Linked DNA regions of Homo sapiens: region 2 is linked to region 1. The links are chromatin loops, found by intact Hi-C in ENCODE. Cell type or tissue: heart right ventricle. All regions are shown on one strand. Links, peaks and the distances in the headings refer to the core of each region. The heading gives the core; the rest is flanking DNA.

Region 1 (10,458 bases), core at 3,924-7,923:
TGGCTCCACAGGACAGAACTCAGGGATAGAGAGTACAGAGTGTTAAATGTTGCTGCGGTTAAAAAATAAGATTCTAAAAATTAGGACTCTGTAAAAATGAAGTGAATTGTTTCACCATGTAATGCGTAATAACTTCTAGATCAGGTGGGGGGATTCAAACATGGGCTTGATGACCGCTTACTTAGTTGCTGTGGAGTTGAGAAGGTTGAACTGAAGGCTTCTGAGATCCCTTGTAACACTGAGATGCTGCGATTCTTTTCAGTCACAGTCTACTTCCCACCATTGTAATGTCTTAACTGGTAAGTAGCCTCAACTGCCCACTTGAATTCTTGTGGTTCCCACTGGCAGTCATCTTCAAAGATTCATTCTTTCTCTCAACTTTTAGAATGATATTCCCTTTTCTCTTATTTCGCAGAATTTGTTCAAAGGCCTCTTGGTATTTGCCAGCAAGGGTGCATAGATTACCCTTGGTCCCCTTCTCTACTCCCGTGGACATAGGTAACTGCCATTCTCAGATCTACAGCTGGCCAAGAGAATATGCAGAGCCCCTAGCCCAGTGCTCCCAGTGCTACTGGGAGGCTTTTATCTCATACAGCTATGCTGGACTGAGATAGGATCATCTAACCCTCACTGCTTGATTCTGACCCCATTCCAGGAGTGTGCCGTAAATGAAGGTGTAGAAAACACTGCAGTCTCCAGAATGTACTGTCTCCAGAATGCACTTCTCTGCCCATGTCAACTGGAATCTTTGTTCTTGAAGACTATACTTTCTAGGACTCAATACCCTATAACTGCTTCCTACCCTCAAACACAAATACACACAGAAAACACTAAGCTTCCCTATCCAAGTGTATTCTGGGAGTTAGAGCCACCAAATAGAAACTGAAAGATACTCAGGCCGGGCGTGGTGGCTCACGCCTGTAATCCCGGCACTTTGGGAGGCCGAGGCAGGTGGATCACAAGGTTAGGAGATCGAGACCATCCTGGCTAACATGGTGAAACCCCGACTCTACTAAAAATACAAAAAAATTAGCCTTGGCGTGGTGGTGGACGCCTGTAGTCCCAGCTACTCAGGAGGCTGAGGCGGGAGAATGGTGTGAACCCGGGAGGCGGAGCTTGCAGTGAGCCGAGATCACACCACTGCACTTGAGTGCACTCGAGCCTGGGCGACAGAGCGAGACTCTGTCTCAAAAAAAAAGAAAAAAGAAACTGAATGATGCTCAATGGGAAGAGAAGGATAGAACCACACCCTGCCTCAACCTGTAGCTGCCTGATTTTCTGACTGAAACTGGCCTTGCATTTCTGAACTGCAAGGTGACTGTAGAGAAAGGATGCAGGGGCTTGCTATCTACCTTCAGGGCAGGCTCAGCACTTCTAACGTGGGCCTCCATTTCATTGTCAAGTGTGGTTCTATCAGCCTTGTAGTTTGAGGAAATCTTGGCAATAGGCCATCTGTATTCTCTATTGCTACAGAAAAAAATCGCCCTAAAACTTAGTAGCTCTAAACAAAGAGACCAAGTCTGTGAGTATGTAAATATTCCCAGGGAAGAAACCAAAGTGCTGGAGAAGAAGATACAACTGAAGAGAAAAAAGTGTTCTTGAGTTGAAAAATTAAGTCTTAAGATTAAAAGCGAAAATTAATGAGAAGAGACTTCTACTGAGACGGAGATTTTAAAAAAATATTTTATTTTAGTTTTTCTTTTTTTCACATATGCTCAAGACTAAGGAAAGAAAAATCTTAAAAGGGGTTGAAGACTGGGTGCAGTGGCTCAGACATTCTTAGATATGCAGGCCCCAGAATCCATGTTCTTTAAAAATTTACTGTGAGAAGACGTTCCATCTACCTGAAGATGAATCACTGTTAGCTCTAAGAAAAGGGAAGTCTTGAAAGGATGGGTGGACTTCTCTGAGGCACAGCCCCCAGCTCAATAGCAGAGTCCTGAGGAAAATTCTGTCTCTGCAAAGTATACCTGATTGTACTAGTCACAGTATCGAACCTGTCAACCTGCGGAGGTTGCTGCCTTTCATGGCACTGTCTGAATGAAACTGAAAAAGAAATTCTTTTATTATATATTCTCATTACTTATAGGAATAATTTCAGAACTGATGTGAGATATTTCTCTGAATAACCTCTCCCTCAGTCTTGTTTACTACTAGATTCAGAAGTCTGATTACAAAGGGTTACCAGTGTGCCACCTCTACCCTGGAAAAAAACTGGAAAACGATAGAACAAAAATACCTTTGGGCAGTAGATCTAAGAGTGACTTTTTTCCACGTTTTTCTAAATTCTGAAACAACTTTTATTTTTGTTAAGTGCATTATTATTTACTAAGAAAAGTTTTTTAGAATGACGATGTAAGCCATAAACTTTAAGATATCTATTAATTAGATGCAAAAAACACCTCTTATTAAGCTACTTGGTTAATAAGCTCTTAAATGGGGAGAAACAAACCCAGATGGTAATTTATTAATACCAACTTTTGATTGTAGGTGATAAAGTAATTCTGTACCTCCTTATTATAATTGGAACAGGTATAAGTTACTCTTTCAGTTCTCACTTTACAGTCTTCTGTGGTTAGGAGTATGAAAGAATTAGCAAGCTCTCAGATCAGAGGGTGTGCTGTGCTTTTTTCCCACCCCCTGCTCCCCCTGGCAATTTTGGGAATTCAGAGGGGTTTATTTTGTTGAAACTAGAAGCTACTGTTTAGGAAGAAGGGAATTAATTTCAACAAAGAGTTTATAAAGATTCTGTATTATCTGTTGCTGCAGAAAAAATTGCCCTAAAACTTACTAGCTCTAGGACGGGTGCGGTGGCTCATGCCTGTAATCCTAGCACTTTGGGAGGCCTAGGCGGGTGGATCACCTAAGATCAGGAGTTTGAGACCAGCCTGACCAATGTGGTGAAACCTTGTTTCTACTAAAAATATGAAAATTAGCCAGGCGTGGTAGCACAGGCCTGTAATCCTAGCTACTTGGGAGGCTGAGACAGGAGAATTGCCTGAACCTGGGAGGCAGAGGTTGCAGTGAGCCGAGATCGCGTCACTGCACTCCAGCCTGGGTGACAGAGCGAGACTCCGTCTCAAAAAAAATAAACAAAAAAAAACTTATGAGCTCTAAACAATGAATACTTTATCGCTTGGAATCTGAGAGTGACTTAGCTGGATGGTTCTGGTTCAGTCTTCTCACGAGGTTATAGTCTAACTGTTGGCAGGGACCTCAGTTCTCTCAAGGCTCGACTAGGGCTGAAGGATTTGCTTCCAAGCTCACTCACATGGCTGTTGGCAGAGCTCATTTCCTCATAAAGCTATTGGACTTAGAGTCTCAGTCCCTTTTCACATGGGCCTCTCCGCATGCCCATCCGCATCTGTAGGACATGGTAGTTGGCTTTCCGTTGAGTAAGTGATCTGAGAGGGGTGGGGAGAGTCAGAAAGAGGGCCCAAGATGAAAGCCACAGTCTCGTATAACCTAATTGCAGAAGTGGCAACCTATTGCTTCTGCCGTGTGCGATCAGTTATACAGACCATCCTGGTGCAGTGTGAGAAGTACTACACCGGGGTGTGCATTAATAGGAGGCTGGGTAATTGGGAGTCATCTTGGGAGTCTGGTTAATTACCACAGATGACTACTGGCTTTCTGAAACTTTTTTTTCCTAGCCTTGTATGATGCTAAAGTCAGGAATAGTATTCTCAGACTGATATTTCCCCTGAACTCATTAAGAGGATGTTTTTACTTTGATTTCAAAGGAAGATCATTCAGGAACCATAAGGGCAAGTGAGGTATGGGTCCCTGAGAGTATATTTTGGTGTATTTTATGTCAGTATGCTGAAAATGAGTGTTACTTAAATTCAAGATACAGCATTAAGGAGGAGAGCTTCTTTCCAAAGTGAGTTTATAATTAGTTTTCTTAGGGTTCAGCATATATGATATATTATTTGCTGATAAGGGATAGTAGTCAAGGCACAGCTACAGTTTCAGCTGTGCCTGAAAGTTTTAAGTAGCTAAAAGCAAAGGAACACTTCTTCCCTAGCTCAATTAATCTGTTTGCATCTTCAGGAGAATGAACAGTCCTGAAATTCAAAGGTATCTTCTGCATAGAGAAACATAGGATTGACTTTAGTAAATGAGATGAGTATCTGCACCATCTGTGTTGTAGTGGCCCTTCAGTGAACGCATGGGCTTTAGGCATACACTACCCTGGCTCTGATGCTTACTTGCTGTGTGATCTTGGGTAACTTGCATACTTTCTCTAAGCCCCTTTCCATTTGTAACATGAGGTTGATGTATTCACCTTGTGGAGTTTGGGGGTAGAAGCAGCATAATAATTAATATAAAGTGCTTAGTATATTACCTGGCCTGCAGTAGAACTCAGTGAGTGATATTTTTGGTATCATTAATAATAGCCTTCTGTATTAATAATTTTCTGAATAAACTCAGTTCAAGTATCAAACCCCTTCCTGAGGCACTTGTAGATCTTGGCTGAGAGTAGTGCCTCCTCTCTTTTGGATGAATCCCAGTACAGGAAAAATAATAGATTTCATAGGCCACATTTTGTTTTTCCATTTAAAATGAAGATAGGTTTGCATCTTATAAAATTTAGAGTGCTGTTCTAATGAGAAGGTTGTCAGTGAGGAAATTAGTACTATTAACCTCTAAAATAATATTTAGACACAGACTTGGTACCCTAGAAGTAGCTTTCTAATCTTTCATCATTTGCATTTGTGTATTGCTTTAGAGTTCACAAAGCGGGGTCACATGCCTCATACTATCACATCCTCAATAATCCATCCACATTTTACATGTAGGGAAACAGAACTAAAGAGTTGAAGTGACATGCCGCAAGGCCATATAAGGGCAGGCAACAGAGGTGTCTAGAACAAGTTCATTCTATTTACGTAACATTCACTGAATGTCTGATATGTGCCAGGTGCTATGTTAGGCACTGGGGACATTGAGATGAGCAAGATATTTTTTTTCCCTGGCCAGATCATTCTCTTCCATGGTTACTGGATCTTCTTTCTGCCCCGGTTAGGCAAGGAAGGGTGAACTGTACGACTCTTGAGTAGTTTCAGTTCTACCAGTTTGTCTGAAGGTCCGGCTGCCTTCTGATTGTTTCTGGATCTGGAGGCTTCAGATCATTTGAGGCCCTGGCCCAGCCCTGGCAAGGAAGTGGTATTGTTGCTTCTATGGGATGTTGACTGCTGCATCCAGCTAACGTGCACAGGCTCCTCTCTTCTCAAGTAGTTTCCCTAAATGGGACGCCCTACCTCTCCCAGCCCTCTGCTTTGTTCATCACCATAGATCAGGGTTCTCAACTTAGGCACTACTGGCATTTTGGGCCAGATAATTCTCTGTTGTGGGGCTGTGCTGTGCATTGCAGGATGCTGAGCAGCATCCCTGGCCTCCACTCACTAAATATCAGTAGTTCACCAACTCCTCCTTCTCTGCTTCAAATCATGAGTATCAAAAATGTTTTTGGATATTGCCAAATTGGGACGGGGGCTGCAAAATTGTGTCTAGTTGAGAACCGTAGTTCTTGATGTTTCTGGTACTGAGATTGGGTCTTTACTTTATTGACTCTGCTTTTACCAGTAAGTATGAGTTTCAAATTACAGAACATAATACAACCAAAACACTGATCTATAGATAGAATATACAAATATAAAAAAAAGAATATAGAATAAAAAACTATTGATCTATAGTTTTAAAACTGAGAATTTTTGCTAGTTTGAAAACCATACCCTTTAATTGTACCTTGAAAGGCAAACAGTTCATCTTCAGAACTTGGAAAGAAAAGCAGTTGAGATGAAAGCATTTTCAAGTCAGTACCAAGTTTACAGCGTTTAGCTAACAGTGGACAAGAGGGTTCCATAGTCTTTTATTAGGCTTGATTCCTATGATAATATACTTGTCAGAAAGTAGATGCCATGTCCAATCATCTGGCTTACCTAGGGTGCCTCTGCTTTCAAAGAGGCTCTGGTGGGAAGGTTAGATAGAGAGATGTGAAAAAACAAGGAAAGCAAAATGTTACTTGCAGAATCTAAGTGATGAAGAATTTCCTAGTAAAATGTTGGGAGCAAAAGCCTTTGGAGCTGCAGGTTAAGATGACTTTCTTTACACTAACTCTGTTGTTTCAGTTGGATGTGGTTCAGTTGCCTTTCTAGCAATGTTATAATAATTAGGTAATACAGTTGGAGGCCCAACTTATACTAAGCACATAAGAGAATAAAATGAAAGAATCTATAAAGAAATAGGGTTTGGGCTGGGTGCGGTGGCTCATGCCTGTAATCTCAGCACTTTGGGAGGCCATGGTGGGCGGATCATGAGGTCAGGAGTTCGAGACCAGCCTGACCAACATGGTGAAACCCTGTTTCTACTAAAAATACAAAAATTAGCTGGGTGTGGTGGTGCGCGCCTGTAATCCCAGCTACTTGGGAGGCTGAGGTAGGAGAATTGCTTGAACCTGGGTGGTGGAGGTTATAGTGAGCCGAGATCGCACCACAGCACTCCAGCCTGGGCAATGAGCGAAACTCCATCTCAAAAAAAAAAAAAAAGAAGAAATAGGGTTTGTTCCATTATGGCACATGTATACCTGTGTAACAAACCTGCACATTCTGTGCATGTATCCCAGAACTTAAAAAAAAAAAAGAAATAGGATTTGTTTGTTGACTATTTCTGTGACAGATCTTTTGCATCTGGTATTCAGAGACAAGCTTGAGTGAGGAAAGCATTGCTCCTTAATTTAATTGGCATTTTTAAGATTTAGTGTTGGAAGGACATTTGGAAATGTTGCAAAATACAAAATATTTTCAGATTTTTGATCCAGGAATATAGATTGGGATTTTGCCAAGCCTGTGTTTTCTACAGCATGGTGAAAATGCTTCTTCCTTGCTTTGGTTTCTTGCATCTTCTAGAGTAGGTGAAAAAAAAATTTTTGACTCTCTTGGAAGGAAATAATCCCAATCAAAGAAATAGCTAATACTGTAGAGGATTGAGAAGTTTTTCTTGAACCAGATAAATCAAATTTAGAAGCACACCATGAGAAGAAACAAAATCAACTGTGAGCAATAGCTCAGAAAATGAAACTGGGCAGAATTTCGTGGGACAAAAGTTATATTTCAATGAGTTCAAATTAAGTTTGTTTTTATATTTTTGTTTTTAACTTTAGTTCCTTTTTTCAGAATGAGTTTTGTGTATCTGCTCGATATGAAGGAGGACAGTAAATTCAGAAAACATAAGTTTTGTCATATTTTTTTCTTGTTCATGGATTTTTGTTTACTTCTTTGTAGATGGGGGAAAACTTGAAAGATGCTAGATGTCTTAAAATTACATAGCTTCATTTGAAACTGATAGTTGGCAATATTTGAGAATAAAATTGTTTGGTAAATTTGTAAATTTGTGTTGTTGAATATACCAAACTAGGTTGAGATTACGTCTTTGAGCTTTAATAGCTTTCTAGTCCTAAACTAACAAAGTGACTTTAGATTTTTTTAGTACTTTAAAATATAAGTGAAAATTTTAGAATTCTCCTCTTATATTTCTTTTGTTTGGGGAGGAAAATAAAACTTTGTAGCTTCCTGATGAAATTTACATATCTGATTGACTAACAGGTTGGAGTGAAATTAGGGAAGCTTGAAAACCAAAATAAGTGTACAGTGCTTTGTTTTTGACTGGAGCTGATGAGTTCTCTTGTGTTTTACTCTTTTTACAGTGAAACCAGCAGTGTGTGTAGCAGCAGTGACACTGGGCTCTTTACCAATGATGAAGGGCGACAAGGTAATGTCGATCCCAGCTTTGGGACCTTGGTTCCGTGTTTATGGAAATATTTGAATAATCATAGGAGTGACTCATGGAGAATATGGTGACTGTCTATGGCAGTGGTTCTCAAACTTTAAGGCATATGAGAGTCACCTAGGGAACTGTTAAAACTGCACAGTCCTGAGCTCCTAGAAATCAAATAGGTCTAGAGTTGGCCCCTGGAATCTGCATTTTTCACAAGCACCTGAAGTGATTCTTATGCCAGTAGATCAGACTTGGGAATCATTGGTCTAGGTGGTCAGAGTGTTGAGCCTGGGACATTGGGAAGTTTCTTTTTATTAGAATAAAGAAATAGGTTCATGTGTTACTGTCTTTTTTTAGGTGTTAAGACATTATTTTCATATAGAGAAAATCTTGTCACTTTTGTAGCCTTATTTATAAATGATTATAGTGTCCTAGGTGAATATATTATATAAAACATCATCTTCCTCAAAGTAAAACTGGAGTATAGAGTCCTGTGAATAAGGCTGGTATAGTTAATTACCAGTTCTTTATTTTTACTACCTAAACACTAATTTAAAACTTTGCCTATATATAAGGGTATTTTAGAAAATGTTTGTCCTCTAGACTTGTGTGGGGCCACATGCCAATAAAAATTTTATGTAGCCTTTTTGGACTGTGGTTTTCTTAATCTAAATAAGGGATTTAGGGATTTCTAAAGTCTCTTCTCACTCCGAAGTCCAATAATTTTTCTCCACGGGTTAAGCAATTAAAGGACAGACGTAGTGGCTACATGTCTAGGTTGATCCAAGTAGGCTCCCCAGTAACTGAAGAGATACTGGGGCTGTGAGACTTAGCATCCAAGTCCTGATTTTTGGAGAAGGACTGTGGGGCCAGCATCTTGTTCATGCCTCGAAGTTGTAGGCATAGAGGCAGTTTATCCTCCTGGAGTTGTTGAGCTTCCTACTGTAATGGAGGTTGTTGTGAGTACATTTCTATCTTTTAGATTCTGAGGGAATTAGGTGTCATTAGAGATTATGTGTGTGTGTGTACAGGTAGGCTGTAACTAGAGTTTTGATTTTATTATACCAGGAAAGTCTGATGAGTTTCCATGAATGAGTTATATATACTATTCAGAGTTACCAATATTTGCTCTTTTTCTTTGCTTTTCTACAGTGCTAAGAATATCAAAATGCACCTCTTAAAGGCTATGATGCATAAGTATAGAGATGGAAGAAAGTGTGGACCTGTTACAGCAGATTAGATTTTCGGGCCTTTGGAAAGCCTTTTCACTGATAAGGATTCCTTAGTTTATCACGAGAGATTATAGAATGTTCTGTACACCTAGCTTTCCTCTCTTTCTCTGCTTCAGCTTCACACATTCTGGTGACATTGATGCTTAGCGTTCTCAACGTAAAGCTATGGGATTTCTTGCTTCTCTGCCTTTGTTTATGCTGGTCTTTCTGCCTGAAATCTCATCCTCATCTTCCTTGAATGACTGGTCATCTACCAAGACACAGTTTTCCTCTTGCCCCTGCAAGGGCATATTTATGAACTATATCAGTGGGTCTTCTTGGTTTCAATTTCTTGTTGGGGTTGGCCTATAGGAGGCATCAACAGAAGACCAAAGGGAGGGAGGTGAGTGATATTGGATATATTAGTCAAGTATTTATTGTGGTAATGCTGCTTAACAGCCCCCAAATTTTAGTGGCTTCTCACAGTTTACCATACTCATTTCTTGCTATGGGGCTGTGAGTTGTCTGTGGTTCCACTGATCTTGCCTGGGCTCCACTGGTCTACAGGCTTCAAGTTAGGTTTACATCTACTCAGTGTATTGTATTTTGGGACCTAGGGTGGAGGAGCAATGATGATAGGCGGCATGGACTTCCTATGGCAGAGGATGTAAATGCCAGGTGACCAGGCTAGACCACAAGTACATATTTAAAGCCTTTGCTTGAATCATATCTGTTAATTTTCTACTACGTAAAGCAAGTCATATGACCAAGCCCAGAGTCAGTAGGATGAGTAAGTGTGCTCTTCCTAAAAGGGAAGGTACTGTGGAATCCAATGGCAAAGAGCAAACGTCATGGATGGATGATTCTGCTATAGAGAGTACTTGGAAATGCTAATGCAGTCTACCACATTAGATTATTGCTTTCCCTGACACCTTTTCTGTTGGATTGCTGGTTGGCAGTGGTTGTGTTCCTCTGCTGAGGGCCACCACTCTTGTTTGGCAGCCTTCTTTTATAACCACAGTTCTTTGGGTTCTGATAACCATTCTTTCCCTTGCCACTCCAAGTCTAGGAATGGTAAGGGCCTCCTGCTGTGCTGGCTCCACCTGATGTGCTTCACTATCCCCTTGTGGGGTTCCTTGTTAGTACTGTCTCCACCTTTGTGAATAGTCACTTCATTACATCTCTGCAATGACCCCATTTAAATGTGCCATGTGTTTGCTGAGGGGGTTCTGGCCAATAGCCCTTTCTCCTTTGTTCTCTGTGGCTCCTTGTATTATACTTACTGTTTCTTTTACTACTCACTAGATTATGTTATTGTTTGTAGGTACGAGTCTTTTCCCTTGAGGCTTTTCAAGGCAGGACTTATTATGTGCAACCACAGTACCTAGCATGTTCCTGGCATATAGTAAATGTTTAATAAATAATTATTTATAATCCAATTAAGGGGAAAACTCTCCTTTTTTTCCCC
Region 2 (10,458 bases), core at 3,943-7,942, 100 kb after region 1:
CATACCTCCAGAAAGTTCTTTTGGTTCCCCTTTCTAATCATTCCCCTGCCCCCACTGCACTGAGACAATGCTCACCGTGTTCTGACTTCTAACATCCTAGGTTAGCTTTGTCTGGTCTTAGACTTTACGTAAATGGAATCATACACTACTTATGTTTTGGGTCTGGCTTCTATCACTCACCTAATGTTTATGGGAGTCATCCAATTTGTTGCATGTGTCCAGTAGTTTGTTCCTTTTTATTGTTGAATGGAATTCCATGGTATGGATATACCACCATTTCCTTACCCAGTTTTAGTTGGTGAACATTTGGGTAGTTTCTGGTTTGGGGCTGCTATGAACATTTGTATCGGAGTCTTTCATAGACATGTGTTTTCCATTTATCTTGGGAAATACCTAGGAGTGGAATTGTTGGGTCATAGAGAAGTTGTGTTTTATGTGCCTTTATTCTAGCTTGTATCAGAAAGAGGAGCAGCAGAAAGATGGAGCCTCATCTGCGCGTGGCTTTGCTATCTTACATGATAAGCCTCAGTGGCATCCAGTGGTGTCTGATGGGCTGATTTGGAGTCATATTCCTGCCCACTTTTGGAATGAGCGGGAAGGGTCAAAAACGGACTCTTTAACTTCCTTAATGATGACCAAGTGCTCCCTTTCCCTAAGATGTCACCCCATGGGGGAATTCCCCATGATGGTGGGCGGACACTCTCTACCCCCAAGAAGGCATCAGTGGGATTTCCCATATTGGGATGGTAACAGGAAGGGGATTATATGCTGGAGAGTCAACAAAGTGACAATCCCACTACTTAGGGTCAGTTTTGAGGAATGAAAGATGTCTAACTTCTTGACAGGAGACCTCATCACTTCGTAAACCTAGCCTCAAAAATGCAGGAGCCTATTAAGCCAAGTCTTCTCTCAAGGTGATGGAGGGACAAAGACTCTCAGAGCACGGCACAATGCCTCAGCCTCTTCCACTTTGATATTTGGAAAAATAGCCATTCACTGTTATTTTTTAAAAATGCAGAATCACCCGAAGGGATACCATTTGAGTTCTGGGAGAGCTGCCTGCCGACTTCACAAAGACGTATTCCTCTCATTAATGACTGTTAGTGTAGCATCATGCAATGCTCCTGAGAAACTGCAGAAATAGTAATGACCATGTGATGGCCAAGGCTGATTGGAAGATGCTCCTGGGGAGAGATGAAGTTTGGATTTACAGCATCAGCATGAAGGAGTTGCAAGCATTGGTGTTGTAAACCGCACTGGCACCTGACACTAAATGTGGGAAAGGGATGGGGTTCCAGAAATAAAGCAAAAATACCAGGCAATGGATGCACAGTGACTGAGTTTTGGGAGAGGCATAAATGCCAAGGAGAATGGGTTGTAGGTTCTATGTTGGGGTGAGGCTATGGTGGGGTGGAAGTATGAGTGTTGAGTGAGTGAGTATCATTGTCTCAGATCCTGGAGAAAGGTCAGCCTTGCATGGCATGGAAGGGCAGGTGTTCATACAGTTGGGCATTATGCCTGGCACATCACCTATGTCAACCCATTTAACCTTCACAACAACTGGGTATAGTAGGTATTATTGTTCCCATTACGCATATGAAGAAACTGAGGTTCAGAGAGGCCCTGTAATTGCATTGTGGTCTGATTCAGATCTGGGGTTTATAGCTAGAAGTTCTAAAGGAAGCCTTAAAACACTGCCGCACCTTTTAGATCTGGATTCGTAGGAAGGGAAGGTTATTCTAAAATGCAGTGGCAGACAGAGGGCAACAGACTGTCATCACCTCTGCATCTGGATGACTCTTTATGGTCATTAGCATCTCCCAGGGCCCTCAGTGAGCAGCTTCTCAAGGCAGGTCTTCCCTGATGGCAAGAGGTGGCATGAAACCTCCTCTGCCACATGCTGGCTGCTCCCGTACAGGTGGTCCGGCTGCTGCTGGCTAAGGACAGGCAGAGGAGGGAGGATGGAGGAAAGGTGAGGGCTGGTAGGTGCTCAAGCCACCCAGGCCAAACAGTGGCAGCAGGAGCAGCAGAGAGGCCTGCATTTTGGTGGTGCCCCAGGCTGCACTGCTATTTTCACTTCAGGGGCTGTGAGCAGAGAAGATCCTTCCACCTCACTCTTCTCATTTTACATGTGCCCTGAAGAAACATCCTACCCAGAGGCTAGAACATCTCCAACTATCTAGAAGATGGCCATAATTATTTGGTTAATAGCCACCTCCACCACTGAACTTCTGCAACTTGCCTCTGATGAAGCTGTTCCAATAATTGTTCATTTCTTCACCCATTCTTTTGCTCCACCAGTATTTCCTAAGCAGCTGCTATGCCATGTGCCAGACGCTGTGCTGCTCCTGTAGTATGGTAGGCAGACACAGTCCCTGCCCTCAAGAAGCTTACAGTCTGGTGGAAAGACAGACAATTCTCTTCTGCAGCTCCCTCTCTGCCTCTGCCCCAGCACCCATGCTGGTCTCTCCCAGAGCTTACATCCCCCGGGTCCTCCCTGCAGGCCAGACACCACGATGCCAAATGCGGGCTGCTCATCAAAGACTCCATTGAGAGCTGGTCGCTGTGTGGGGAAAGCAGCAGTGTTGGCTCCGAACCTGACCTGAGGAGGCATGGCTACCGTCAGTTCTGTTGTGACAGCCCTTGACAGCAGGTGTCTGTCATCTCCCCCATTCTATCCCCTCCAACCACCCCAACGTTTTTTGCCAGCCTCAAAGTGTCACTTCCATTTGGAAGGCATAGAGGAAGCTACGTGGTGAGAGGAACCTGTCATCACTCTACTTCTTGACCAGGGTGGAGGCCAGAGGACAAGTGGCATCTGTGCTGGGACATCCTAGGAGCCTGAAGCTGCTGCTGAAAGCAGCTGGGACCCCAGGTGCCTCTGCTGCAGTCCCTCTTCTCCCTGCCTGTGCCTTTAAAGAGGGTAGTTTTCTTCCATGGACCCATCACTGGCATTCATCTTCTCAGTGTGTCACTTGGTGGAAACGACAATATTTCCCTAGGTAGGGGTAGAGTGAGGAGTGGAAGGGAATGTCCTGGCTAAGGGTTTGAGCTGCTGGAGACTGACCTTAAGGGATGAGGAAGGGAGTGAACAAAAGGTAGTGAGTTGAGGCTTTGGGGTCAGACCAGGGCTGAAATTCTAACTATGACCCAGCAATTCACTGCTGGGTGTATACCGAAGAGAAATGAAAACTTCTGTCCACACAAAGACATGTATGCAAATGTTCATGGCAGCGTTATTCATAATAGCCAAAAAGTGGAAATAACCCAAATGTCCATCAACTAATGAATGCATAAATACAATGTCGCATGTCCATACAATGGACTACTATGTACCCATAAACAGGAATGAAGTGCGGATACCTGCTACAGCATGGATGAACTTCAAAACTTTATGAACTAAGTGAAAGGAGTCAGATGCAAACCACGCAGATACATGTTGTATGCTTCCATTTATATGAAATATCCAAAAAGGCAAATCTATAGATACATGTATTAGTCCATTCTTAAATTGCTATAAAGAAATATCCGAGACTGTGTAATTTATAAAGAAAAGAGGTTTAACTGGCTCACAGCTCTGCAGGCTGTATAGGAAGTGTAGTGACTTCTGGGGAGGCCTCAGGAAATTTTCAGTCATGGTGGAAGGTGAAGGGGAAGCAGGAGGAAGAGACAGAGAAGGGGCAGGTGCCACACACTTTTAAATGACCAGATCTCATGACAACTCACTCACTATCAAGAGAACAGCACCCAAGGGAAATTCACCCCCGTGATCCAATCACCTCCCACCAGACCCCACTTCCAATGTTGGGGATTACAATTCGACATGAGATTTGGACAGGACACAGATCCAAACCATATCAATACAGAAAGTAGATTAGTGGCTGCCTGCGGCTAGAGAAGGAGGACAAGGAGAGACTACAAATAGACAAAAGATCTTTTTAAGATGATGGGAATGTTCTAGAACTAGATGGTGGCAAGGGTTGCACAGCTTTGTAAACTCACTAAAAATCATTGGAATACACTTACAATGGCTACATTTTATGATGTGTAAATTATACCTCAATAAAGCTATTTAAAAAATCTCCATTATACCACTTCCTAGCTTTGGGAAATTACTTAACTATTGAGTCTGTTTCTTCATCTATAAAATGGGGAGGATGATACCTACTTCACAGGCTCACTGTGAGAATTAGGGGCCTGATTCACAGTGAGCACTCAAGAAATGTAAATGGTAGCAGTTGGCAGTCATTACTACTGCTCCTGTCTTTTTGTTTGTTTTTGTTTTTGTGGTAGTAGAAGTGTCTTGATTTAGAAAGAGAGGAGAGGGCTGGGTACGGTGGCTCACGCCTGTAATCCCAGCACTTTGGGGGGCCGAGGCGGGTGGATCACCTGAGATCAGGAGTTTGAAACCGGCCTGGCTAACATGGTGAAACCTTGTCTCTACTAAAAATACAAAAATTAGCTGGGTGTGGTGGTGAGTGCCTGTAATCCCAGTTACTCGAGAGGCTGAGGCAGGAGAATCGCTTGAACCTGGGAGGCTGAGGTTGCAGTGAACCGAGATCTTGCCGTTGCACTCCAGCCTGGGCGACAAAGCAAGACTCCGTCTCAAAAGGGAAGGGAGGGAGGAAAGGAGAGGGGAGGGGAGGGGAGCGGAGGGGAGGGGAGGGGAAGGGAGGGGAGGGGAGGGGAGGGGAGGGGAGGGGAAGGGAAAGGAAAGGAAAGGAAAGGAAAGGAAAGGAAAGGAAAGGAAAGGAAAGGAAAGGAAAGGAAAGGAAAGGAAAGGAAAGGAAAGGGAGAGAGAGATACCAAGAGATATCAAGCATCTTAGCTACCAGGAAAATTACAGGGTTTGAGGGTTTTTGAGATGTTAACTTCACTCCTTGTACCAGGTGCATGGTTTTATTCTGTTGTTTGTTGTTTTGAGACAGTCTTGCTCTGTTGCGCAGGGGGGAGTACAGTGGCACAATCTTGGCTCACTGCAACCTCCACCTACTGGATTCAAGTGATTCTCGTGCCTCAGCCTCCCAAGTAGCTGGGACTACAGGCACGCACCACCATGCCGGGCTAATTTTTGTATTTTTTAATAGAGATGGGGGTCTCACTATGTTGCTCAGGCTGGTCTCAAACTCCGAAGCTCAAGCCATCCTTCCGCCTTGGCCTCCCAAAGTGCTGAGATTACAGGCGTGAGCCACCACGCCCGGCCCAGGTGCATGTTTTTAATGGTCTGCCTCCACAATACATTTCCTGAATGTTCTCTCTGAATGCCAAGGAGTCTGGTTAAAACAAACAAACAAACAAAACCTCCCGCCAGCCAGAGGCATAATGGAGACGTGGGGCTTCTACAGATATTCATAGCCAAGAGGAGTTGAATTATGCTGGAGAGGGAAAACATAGGGGCCACGTGGTGCCCAGTGCCCCTACTTTCTTTCTTCTTATTCCAGCTCTTCATTTTTATTCCCCAATCCTGAAATGTAGTTGGGATTTACCATGAGCCAGCGGGGGCTGAAAGAGCCCCGTTTACCTCTAGGCCCTACGTTCCTCTGGACGAGTTTCATTTCCAGGAAACTGCTCCCCTCCTGGAGACAACAGGGTTTTCAGCAGCCCCAGGTCCGCGTCCATTCAGCCTAACAACCCCAGGGGAAACGTAAATGGTAGCAGTTGGCTGTCTTTACAAATAGTTTCAACAAAATCCCCAGGGTTCATTCTCTTTAAGTTCCTGAGACCTCACGCTCCTCCTGCGCGGATCGTTGTGGCCCGGAGAACACAGCAAGCTGATTGGCCAGAGCTGGTCACGTGCCCCGGCGGGCGGGGGAGGGGGCATGTCGGGGAGCCGGGGCCGGGGGCGGTCAGCCCCACTCTACCAACATTGATAGAAAGAAAAGAGGAGGTCTTCAAGGAAAATTAGAGCTTCTTACCAGAGGAAAGAGAATAACTGTCTGGCAGATAAATCCCAGATGTCCACTCTAACCGTCCACCTTGGAACCTCCACCTTCCTGTGCTCGTCTTAGAGGAATTCTAGAACTGTCGTTGGAGGAACACCGCTGTTTTCTAGAGGTCCCACAGCCGTCCTTCTGTTCATGCGGAGTACGGGCCAGCAGCTTCATTTTCCTAAGAGCATGTTAATTCCGTTTCTCATCTGGCTCATTTTCAAAGCCATGTTTCCACACTTAATGAAAACACAGTATCTGTATTACAAATGCTTGCTAAGGAATATAACCCCAAAGACTTAACTGGCCAACTCATAAGAATTTTGATTTCAAAAAGTAATTCACATGGAGGACTGTATGGAGCGTTTACACCCGGATAGTTCCTCCGGATATTCCAGCGTGCACCCGAGGCCATGCTGGAACCACCGAAAGCTGTGTACTCTCACTATACTGCTTTGCTCCCCTAGACAACTATTCTGGGAATATGCCCTTGGCTTTTATGGAGATACGCTATAAAAAGCAGTTGTATTCGTTAGAATATTCCAGACCATGATGAGACAACAAGTAAACCTTCAATCTCAGGGGTTAAACACAGTTGGCTTAAACACAGAGGTTTAAGTGAAACGCAGGGGTTAAACACCGGTTGACTTCGTGTTCACCTCACAGTGCAAGGTGAGTCGGTGGGGGGGTCTCCTCCAGAAGAGACCCAGAGATCCAGGCTGCTCCCTGCTGGCACACAGCTGTCCCTGAGTGTTTTTCTTTCATTCCTGAGGATGAGAGGGATTTGAGGGCAAATGCGCAGAATTCCCTGGTACACTCCATTCACGGGAATTCAGCGACATGATCCCAACCTGTCCATAAGGGAGTCTGAGAAGTGTGTTCTCCCGAGTGCCTAACAAGAGAGAACAGGATGGCGGACCCACAGTGCTGGCTCTGCCACATTGGTTGTAGGAAATACACAAGCATGTTTATTATCTGAAGGCTGCTGAGATGCAGAATCAACTATGGCAAATTGAAATACACGCATTTATTGTCATCCCTTCCCCAAACCAGCTAAAGTATGATAAATGGATTTTAAAAGGCACGGGCCCATAAGGATAAAGAAAATGAAAGAAGACGATAGCAATTAAATATTAGAAATGAAAAGGAGATGATAGCAATTAAATATTGGAAGTTGGAAACCAAATGAACAAGAGTTGCTGACCTGGCTAACCAAGGAAAGCTAAAGCTGAAGTCAGGAGTGGGGCGGAGGTAGGGGTGTGAGGGAGTGAGAGCGGAACCCCAAAGCAGGTTACAGGAAGTTCTGGGACCCCAGCAAGGCTGAGGTATTAGAGGCACCGGGTCCCTTGAAAATGAGAGGATAGGCGCGGTGGCTCACGCCTGTAATCCCAGCACTTTGGGAGGCTGAGGTGGGCGGATCATTTCAGCCCAGGAGTTTGAGACCAGCCTGGGCAACATGGCAAAACTCCATCTCTACAAAAATACAAAAATTAGCTGGGTGTGGAGGCACATGCCTGTAGTCCCAACTGCTCAGGGAGCTGAGGTAGAAGGATCACTTGTGCCTGGAAAGCGTAAGTTGCAGTGAGCCGAGATAGCGCCACTGCACTCCAGCGAGACCTTGTCTCAAAGAAGAGAAGAAGAGAAAAGAAGCGAAGAGAAGAGAAGAGAAACAAGCTAGATGGGACTAAAATAAAAAGGACAGGTTTAAATTCAGAAAAGTAGCTGTTAGAAGCCCTATACCCTCCTTCCTCCCTCTCCACAATGCGGGCTACTGATTTCCCCTCCTCTACCACAGAGAAAGGAAAGAGATTTATTTTCTGGAGAAATTGAGCCAGAAAGGCTCTGGACTCTCAATTCTAGACATGGCTGAAGGCAGGGATTCCATATTGAAAATAGGAGCATTAAGTGAGTTTCTACACTGAAAATCAGTTCCTTTATTCCTTTCCCCACTTGGCTCCTGGAGCTTCAACAGTTGGATTTACGTAAGTCAAGTTGGAGAACGAAGACTCCTCCCTGAGGAAACCAGTGAAACCAAGAGAAAAGACCTACAAGACCTTGGGACTTGCCTTATCCATGGTGCCCACTTGATGAGACCTCGGGAGAAATTTCTGACTTTAATTGGGCTTCTGTGGAACAGCTGAGCAACGCTTAGGAACATTGTGAATCTTGTAAGGAAGGGAATTTCCTTCTTTGCTTTGTTTCTGGAAAGCATAACTCCAAATTCTCTGCCCACCTCAAGCAGTTATATGGGAATTCACTTATGTATTTCTGGGCACTCAATGTATTCCTAACTTTCCGAAGCCACCTCATTTTAGTTTCACCCTGATTCCCATCCATTGATCCACCCACCCTCTTACTCACTCACTCATTCAACAAACATGAGTGGATTGAGTGTGGTGCCAGACAATAGGCTCAGTGTTGGGGACCAGGGACTAATGCTCACGGACCTTAAACACACTGCCATTGTAGGCAATAGAAATGGTATGCAATTTGAGAAATTGCAATTTCTTTGAGAAATCCATTTTGGAAGTATGTGTGGGTGACGATTGTTATAAATAGCTACATATACAAAGACTGGAGCTGATCTAATATACCCAGAGCAGAGAACAGAGGCACTGAAATATTTTCTGCAGCAGCAAAGCAGGAGGGACTTAGGTTAATGGGTGCGTGCTAGGATCTCCAAACCAGTGGCAAAACCCGTGTTGTCTATTGCATCTGCCACCATGGGTGGGTAGGCATGGAGGGGGGACTGGGTGGGGGAGGATCCTGGGAAAGGGTGCCTTCTCATGGAGGAACCTCAGCCCTCAAGGAATTGAAATAAGAGAGAGACAAAGAAATGAGCTCCTACTCTTGTCACTCAGATGTCGCTCTAAAGCATCTTTACTCTGGATTTATGTTCCTCGGTGCCTGTATAACCCTGCAAGGCCACGGCATTACAGAAAATCGCCAGCAGTTTCAGAAACACCAGTGTGAGTCCAGTTACTGCTTCTCTCTGATCTTTAGTATATGTGCTGCTGAAGTGAGCCCATCTCTGATCTTTAAAATGATCTCAGATCTCTAATATGAAGGGGGGTCTCAATGCCTAGACCTGCCCACCATCACCCCTCACTGGCTGGGAAAGGCTGGGGTGTGCAGAATACAGGTGACCTGCCCCTGGGAGGTCCATGCTCCATGGTCCAGATGGGGCTGAGGATGCTTCACCCCAGGGCAATGTTAGCAGAGTGGCAGCCCATGCTTTGGCTTAGTATGGCATTCTGCATCAATGCATGTGCACGCACATGCTCACATGTGTGCACACTCTTACAGGGAAGTTAATAGAGATCTACAGCCCTCGTTACCATTTGCTTTCATAAATAAATATATTAAATTGGGAAGCCAGATTTATTTCTGGCAACAGCTTGCAGGCGACACCTCCCCCTCTTATTCACAGTTCCTGAAGCGAGCCCAGCCTCTCCCACCCCACCCCCAGGCGTGACTTTCTCTCTTAAAATTCTATTTTTAATTTGTTGTGATGAATGAGTGACACCTCTGACAGCCGATTCGCGGAGATTAATAGAAACGACACAATATTTACGTCGGCGCTACGAACAATTATCCTGCCATCTATCTCTGAGATTATCTTCCTGATTGAAAACTACTCATCCGTGTAATCGGAATTATTTGGAATTAGAAGGGAATTTATAGCCCCCCTAGAGCACGCTCTCTCCCCTCGAGTCTACACCTCGGTCTCCATCTTTCTCTTGTCTCTCCTCTGGGCCTCTGGCTTTCTCTTCCATCCTGGTGATGGGCAGAGAAAAATCTTTTTCTCCTGGAGGGGGCCACTGGTCACTCAGGACAGTGGGCATCTCTTTAGGGTGGCCTGGGACTCCATGATATGGATCTAGAAGTAGTGGTTTGTGGGAAGGAGGATCTTCGTGGTGTCATAAGAATTAGGGGTCAGCGAGGCCAGCTCCTGAGCTCAAGATAGATGAATATGATCTGAAGAAAAGGGTTTAATACAAAGGTGGAGAAGAAAGGTGACTTTGGAAAGCACTTGGTGTCAGACGGTGACAACTGTAAGAAATCTAAAGGAGCAGGATGGGATTGCAATGATGGTGTTAAGGTTGCTCTATTTCTGTTATGACTGTCTTAGTTGGCTCAGGCTGCCATAACAAATACTATAGACTAGGGGGCTTAAATACATTTCTCTACAGTGCTGGAGGCTGGGAGTCGGAGATCAGAGTGCTAACTTCGTTGGATTCTGGGGAGGGCCTCCTCCTCCTGGCTTGCACATGGCTGCTCTCTCATGTCCTCACCTGGGAGAGAGAAAGAGAGAGAGAGACAGACAGACAGACACACAGAGAGAGACAGAGAGACATACAGAGACATACAGAGAGAGAGGCAGAGGGAGAGAGGGGTAGAGAGAGGGACAGAAAGAGAGAGACAGAGAGAGAGAGGAAGAGAGAGGAAGAGAGAGAGTTAGAGACACATACACAGAGAGAGAGGGAGTGAGACAGAGAGAAAGAGAGAGAGTCAGAGACACATAGAGAGG

The links. Hi-C counts contacts between places; a loop is a spot of excess contacts. Peaks named below come from ENCODE experiments on the same cell type or tissue, not always from the same donor. Only the 100,000 strongest peaks of a DNase experiment are listed, where the experiment ranks them.
Region 2: it touches region 1 in a loop (1.8-fold over the local background); 1 of 110 quality-filtered maps calls a loop at or near these places.

What each region holds. Positions count from the first base shown.
Region 1 is chr14:76,158,955-76,169,412 of GRCh38, forward strand. It overlaps GPATCH2L (G-patch domain containing 2 like), which reads left to right. Exons shown (of 10, transcript NM_017926.4): 3 at 7,709-7,773. Among named protein-coding and RNA genes, the nearest start is that of GPATCH2L, 12 kb to the left of the region's middle. In heart right ventricle, for the core only: no CTCF peak of the experiment used is centred there; no DNase peak of the experiment used is centred there; H3K27ac peaks cover 2,325 bases.
Region 2 is chr14:76,262,182-76,272,639 of GRCh38, forward strand. The region is part of intron 2 of LOC105370575 (a long non-coding RNA gene); the gene reads right to left. Among named protein-coding and RNA genes, the nearest start is that of ESRRB, 110 kb to the right of the region's middle. RefSeq lists an enhancer at 5,545-5,839. In heart right ventricle, for the core only: no CTCF peak of the experiment used is centred there; a DNase peak (open chromatin) is centred at 5,780; H3K4me3 peaks cover 1,299 bases; H3K27ac peaks cover 720 bases.